Linked DNA regions of Homo sapiens: region 2 is linked to region 1. A link is a contact called in ENCODE Hi-C data. All regions are on one chromosome and are shown on one strand. Each heading gives the region's core, a stretch centred on a gene start or an enhancer-like site at or near the end of the contact. The rest is flanking DNA. Distances are from core to core; before and after follow the strand shown. Region 1 holds the start of WWOX-AS1 (WWOX antisense RNA 1). Region 2 overlaps WWOX (WW domain containing oxidoreductase).

What was found. A loop is a pair of places that touch in the nucleus more often than their neighbours do.
Region 2: a loop to region 1 is called in a map of heart right ventricle, with 2.2 times the contacts of the local background. The contact joins the enhancer-like site here to the promoter of WWOX-AS1 in region 1. A Hi-C loop is called at or near these places in 2 of 168 maps with a recorded cell type or tissue (K562 and heart right ventricle).

What each region holds. Positions count from the first base shown.
Region 1 is chr16:78,239,794-78,243,062 of GRCh38, reverse strand. WWOX-AS1 (WWOX antisense RNA 1) reads left to right here and starts at 1,312. Exons shown (of 4, transcript NR_184272.1): 1 at 1,312-1,865. The region is part of intron 5 of WWOX (WW domain containing oxidoreductase); the gene reads right to left. RefSeq lists a silencer at 2,197-2,491.
Region 2 is chr16:78,459,837-78,462,991 of GRCh38, reverse strand. The region is part of intron 8 of WWOX (WW domain containing oxidoreductase); the gene reads right to left. It overlaps LOC124903728 (a long non-coding RNA gene), which reads left to right. Exons shown (of 3, transcript XR_007065127.1): 1 at 1-249; 2 at 342-452; 3 at 644-1,196. Among named protein-coding and RNA genes, the nearest start is that of WWOX-AS2, 39 kb to the left of the region's middle. Within about 2 kb of position 1,376, at least 2 of the 41 ENCODE cell types and tissues checked have a DNase peak (open chromatin) inside an H3K27ac peak, as active enhancers do.

The sequences.
Region 1 (3,269 bases), core at 63-2,562:
GATGGGGAGAGGGAAGGGAAGGCTCACATGTCTCTTTTTTTGTTTTTGGTTTTTTTTGAGACAGTCTCCCTCTGTTGCCCAGGCTGGAGTGCAGTGGTGCGATCTCAGTTCACTGCAACCTCCACCTCCCAGGTTCAAGCAATTCTCATGCCTCAGCCTCCCAAGTAGCTGGAATTACAGGCGCACACCACCATACCCAGCTAATTTTGTTATTTTTAGTAGAGATAGGGTTTCACCATGTTGGCCAGGCTGGTCTCGAACTCCTGACCTCAAGTGATCTGCCTGCCTCGGCCTCCCAAAGTGCTAGGATTACAGGCGTGAGCCACTGTGCCCGGCTGGCTTTCATATCTCTTATTCTTTCTGCTTCCGCTCTCTCCTGTCCCCTATTAGCCATGGGTTCCAGAGAGGAGAGAAGGCTCGGGAGAGCAGGGGACTCAGGAGGTCACCCTGCTACCCTCACCTTTTTAATAACCCTCCTCAAACCCTGGTTCCACGTCTCCCTCACTCAAGGATTTATGTCTCATTTTCAATGGAATGTTACATTTGGTCAGACCACGAAGAAAACTCCTCATTATAAACTAGGAAATGTGTGGAGAGAGAATTATTTACCCAAGGCAGTGCTCAATCAGTGTTGCCCGAATATTTATTTAGCCCACACACGGAGAAGTTGTGTTAATGTTTGCCAAAGAATGTAGCTTTATAAAGTAACTGGGTCAAAAAAGACAGCATATCATTTTACAAATAACTTTAAAATTGCTTAAGTTAAATAGCTGGGCTCTCTCAGGTTTGTCTTTTCAAAAACGCTGCAGAAACAATATCCAGAATTATGTCTAATAAAATACAGGTATTACAAAGTGGCTGTTTAGCCCATTAAAGAAAATGGAGAGTGAAATCTGAATTATTTCTACCCGAGGCAGAAGCAGACAAAGTTACCAAAATTATGTTAGGCCGACGTCGCAATTCTTCAAGTCTGCAGGGCGGCAAGGCTAACAGCTCCTGCACCAAGACTCTATTAGGAGAGCTGTATTTTTCAGTCAACAATGACAGGCATTCCATTTCTCAGCCTCAAATCTAGTGTAGCTATGGGGAATTCACCCAAAACATTTGCTTTTGCTTTATCAGTGGCATTTGTCTGCCTCAAAAGCCTTGTGAGGGAGAGGGCTACTACGTGACGCTGCCAGGCAATGCTGTTGGAGGCAGCTGATTTGATGGACAAGAAGGGGAGCAGTGACCACCTGGGTCACTCTGACTCCGCCCTCTCTGAGCCAAGTGAATCTGAGCAATGATGTCATAATAATCATCAATAGCAACAGTGGCTGCGCGTGAGGGGCGTGGTGGTTCACGCCTGTAATCCCAACACTTTGGGAAGCCGAGGTGGGCAGATCATTTGAGCTGAGGAGTTCAAGACCAGCCTGGACAACATGCTGAAACCCCATCTCTACTAAAACTACAAAGAATTAGCCAGGCATGGTAGCACATGCCTGTAGTCCCAGCCACTCAGGAGCCTAAGGCAGGAGAATTGCTTGAACTTCCCCAGCTTCAAGAGGAAGAGTCTGCAGTGAGCCGAGATGGCGCCACTGCACTCCAGCCTGGGTGACAAGAGTAAAACTCCCTCTCAAAACAAACAAACAAACCAAAAAAACAAATAGCAACAGCAACCACAATCATCATCACCATCAAGGCTGGAACAAGGATGAGGCAGGCAGGCTCTGATAGCAACAGGAGGAAGCAGACCAAGGAGGGAGAGAAAGGAAGGCAGAGAAGGGGAAAAAAAAACACAAATGATAATAATAGATGCTGACATTTACGGAGCACTTACTATGTGCTGGGAACCATGCTGACGGCACACCGAATCCACTGAACAGGTGGGTAAGTATCATGGGTCAATATCATTCTCATTTTAATGTTGACAGTCACAAGACTTTCATCTGTACAATGGGGGTACTGCTGGCTCCCAAGGCCAGTGTTGGTGGAATACAGTGAATAGAGGTGAGTACCGTGTGACAGGAGGCTGCATCAGTAAGCAGGGGCAGCCAGCCAGGTGAGGAACATGCCCACTGAGATGGAGGTCAGGACGTTGAGAGATCCCCAAATTGCAAGTTGTCATCCTGAGACAAGCGATACCTTGCTGGACACTAATTCATTCTTGGAGTCTCTCCCTCTCAGCCCTTTGGCTTCATGTTCTGGAGAGAATGACCAGAGAGACCCATTTACTCAACGCTTCTCAATGAGACAGGGATCTTCTAAAGGGCACTGTCTTATATAGATCCTTGCACCTGCAATACCTGCCTGGCCCAGCCTGGCCCTCGCAGGTTCTTGTGAAATATTTGCTTATGAGTAAGCAAATGCATAACACGAGACGGCTGCTCTGGAATGACAGTTGCGAACACAGGAGGCTGCTGAGACTTCCAGAGACTGTAGATAAAGAACAAAGACCCTGTGAAGTTCCTCCGGGAAACCAGATGTGGCAGTGTGCTAGGGCTGCCCTAGCGTATCAGCACAAGCTCAACAGAAACTGACTCTCACAGTTCAGGAGACCAGAAGTCTGAAACCAAGGTGTTGGCAGGGGTGACTCCTTGTGGAAACCGTGCCAGGTTTCTCTCCTCGTTTCTGGGGGCTGCCCATGACCGTGGCATCTCTTGGCTTGTAGACGCATCACTCCAATCTCTGCCTCTGACTTCACAGAGCCTTCTCCTCTGTGTCCTCTCCTCCTTTTTCTGTTTTGTCTTTTGGTGTTATTTTTTTTTTAAGAGATGGGGTCTTGCTATATTGCCCAGGCTGGCAATGAACTCCTGGGCTCAAGTGATGCCCCCTCCGCAGCCTCCCGAGTAGCTGGGATTGCAGGCACACCCACCACTGTGCCCCCTGCTTTCCTCTTCTCATGAGGATAACCGTCATTGGATTTAGGGCCCACTCTAAAGCCTGAATGATTTAACCTTGAGATTCTTAGCTAATTACATCTGCAAAGACCCTGTTTCCATATAACGTTACATCTGTGATTCTGTGTGGGTGTGGATTTTGGGGAGACGCTATTCCACCCACTACCCTTACACTGCAACTCACACCCACACTGACAGCTTCCCTTGCCTGTGTCTGTCCAACTGGCTTAGAACCGGAGCATGGCATCGTCACCATGGACTTTGAGAATGTATAAAGACAGGTGCCTGGTCCCATTCCCTGTGAGTCTTGAGGAAAAAAGAAAAGTGAGCTTCAAAAACTAGAAGAGCCAGCCTGGTGTGGTGGCTCACATCTATAATCCCGGCATTTTG
Region 2 (3,155 bases), core at 127-2,626, 220 kb before region 1:
GGAGAGATCAGAGGACATTTACAAAATCACAGTCCTCCCACGGTGGTGGGAAAAGGTTACTGTAGTATGTCCTAAGGGGTGAACAGCGTGCCCAAGGGAAACAGTAAGGACAGGGCAAGACCCAGGAAAGCAACAAAAATTTAGATGTTGTCTATGTGGCTGCCCCAGTGCCCGCTGCCTCGTTTCTCAGAGCTAATCAAGGGAAGCGTAACTAGTCCAGGCGGCAGGACGAGTTTACAACAACTGACAGTAACTATAACATACGCCAGTTTGTATTAAGATGTTATTGCACCTTTCCAGTTCTAATCACCAATTATGACTCTATTACTCCTACTTGGCAGTTCATCTGCTCCTGCCTCCGCTAAGGGCGACTTGGAGACGGACCTCTGATCTCCCGGTTCCACTTCAGTGAGCGCTCAGCACGGCGGCTGTCATTTGCAGACACTGAAGAGGTAAGGCATTGCTTTTGCTCAGATAACTGTACCTGACCTTACAACAATTTACTAAGGAAATACCTGCTTAATAGCAGTGTGAGTGCAGTTTCCTTTATGCTGGCAAGTGCGCTGCAAATTAGCGACAACAGGATAAATCTATGGCCGGCTCACTAGACACTTCATTAAATCACTGTTCTCTTGCCTTGTAGTGCGCTAATAGAATCACAGCCCTCGTTAGCTACTGAATAAAAGATCAATCACAGACTTTGAAAGCTCCTGCTACCAGCTTCCAGAGGAAACAAGAAAAAAAAAAAAGAGCGTGAGCAAGAGAGAAAGATATTTAGGATCATCGCTGAGATTCTGAATGGCCTCGCTGCAAGTTGCTTAAATTACCTTTTCCACAACTGACTCCAACTGTAATACTCAGAGGAACTTGTTAAGCCTGCCTTCAAGAGCAGCATTCTAATATATGACTGCTAGACCCTGGTCAAAAGTTCATAATGTGCATATGTAAAAAGGTACTAAATTGCCTGAGGGCTAAAACCAGAGGAGTTTAATTGTAGCAAAATGCTGAAAATGGTCTGTTGAGGGTCCTTCCATTGGGATACTGCTGGCTCTAGCTGATTGAAGTACAGAACATAAAAGTCTTACAACAATATTTCCTTAAATGCTGGGGAAACTGCCAGCAGTTGGTATTGCATGAATGTTGTGGTTAAAGAAAAACATTTTCCTCCCCTAAAATAAATAGAGTATTAAAAACTGCTCCAGCCCATAATTCTAAAGCATGACGGGAAAAGGGAGGGCTCGACGATCATAAATAAGGTATAATTCATAGGGCATGTCCAATCGACTTGCAGTGTATTTTTACATGGGGCACATTGAAGGTATTCAGGCGTGACCTGTGAGGGTTTTTGAGCTGTGCATGTCTGTGATTGTGAAAACAGCTTTGCACTGAAATAACAGCAGCTCCTGGCTGCCTTACCTGTCACTGGGTTAGACATACACACATGGGGATCCTTGCGAAAGGATCTGTTTGACTTGCCTTTATTTCTTTCATAAAACAAGATCAGCAGTCCCACCTATGCACACATTCCACTTGTTTGGCTGGGTTTCTCATGCCCAGAATTCTCTACCATCTATAAATACGCTCTTTCTTTTTTTCCTATTTTTTGTTTGTTTGTTTGTTTGTTTTTTCTCCCTTTCCTTTCTGGCCTTACCGATGAGTTCCTCATTTGGAAAACGGACAGTGCAAGAGCAGCAGACGATGACTCAGAATGCTGGGAGGGGCTGTGTCAAATACAGGATGCCCAGGAGAAGCTAGAATTGGACAGGTGGGCTCTCTGATTTAAAGTAAGTACATGAGAAAGTTAAGGCCACAATTCATGGATAGTGAAATCTGTATCCACAATTCATTTTCATCAAGTCAGAAAGTTATCAAACATGGAATTCTGCACTTTTGTTATGGCATCAAGCTTCCAAAGCAACACAGTAATAGTCATACACTTCAACAACCACCAACACTGTGTCAGATGTCCACTCTTCAAGTATGAAACTTGTGCAGTAGCATGGCTTCTACCTGTGGCAAGAACTTAGTAATCAACATTACTGATACCCCTGTCACTACTGATATCTGGAGGGCCTATTTCTTCAGAATTATTCTCCAGAGAAAACACTTTCAAACTCACACTGAGGTGCAAGTGATGTGTCCTCACGTAACAGAGCAAACTAAAAACTCAACTGAAATAGAGTATTCATTTAGTATTTATGGTCAGGAGGATGGCGTAAAGATCACTCCATCTTGTGGATCCCATCCTTGCTATGCCACGTGGATCGAATGTCATGTTTAAAAAGTGGTCAAGTCTACTCTTTAGTTCTTCAAAAGCAAGGACACAGCAGGTCATTGGACACGTCTGCCACAGGCCACATCAGTTCTCCCTCTTTCAAGCTCCAAGTCTGAGTCATTCAGGCCAGTGTTCTGCAAAACAAACAGGCATCTGTGGAAGAGCTAGTATGGTGTTGGTATCAGTCACATTCAGGGTTGGAGAAATCTGTGCACTGGAAGCTTGAGTATTCAGGGAGGAAAGGAGAGAAAAGGACAAAGAGTAGACTGAAGACAGGTTATTACACTGAAAACAACTAAGGAAAGTATCAGCCAGGCGGGGTACCTATAATCCCAGCACTTTGCAAGGCCGAGGAGAGGTCAGTAGTTTGAGAACAACCTGGCCAACTTGGTGAAACTCCGCCTCTACTAAAAATAGAAAAACTAGCTGGGTGTGGTGGTGCATGCCTGCAAAACCAGCTACTTGGAAGGCTGAGGCACAAGAATCTCTTGAATCCGGGAGGCACAGGTTGCAGTGAGCCCAGATAGTGCCACTGCACTCCAGCCTGGGGAAAAGAGCGAGACTCTTTAGGGTGGGGAAGGGAGGGAAGGGGAGGGGAAGGCATAGTGGAGTCCAGGTACAGTGGCTCATGCCTGTAATCCCAGCACTTTGGGAGGCCGAGGTGGGCGGATTGCTTGAGCCCAGGAGTTCAACACTAGCCTGAACAACATGGTGAAAAACCCAACTCTATAAATAATACAAAAAATTAGCTGGGTGTGCTGGCGTGTGCCTGTAGCCCTAACTACCCGGGAGGCTGAGGTGGGAGGATCACCTGAGCCAGGGTGGTCAAGACTGCAGTGAGCCATGATTGCACCACTGCACTCCAGCAGCCTGGGTGACA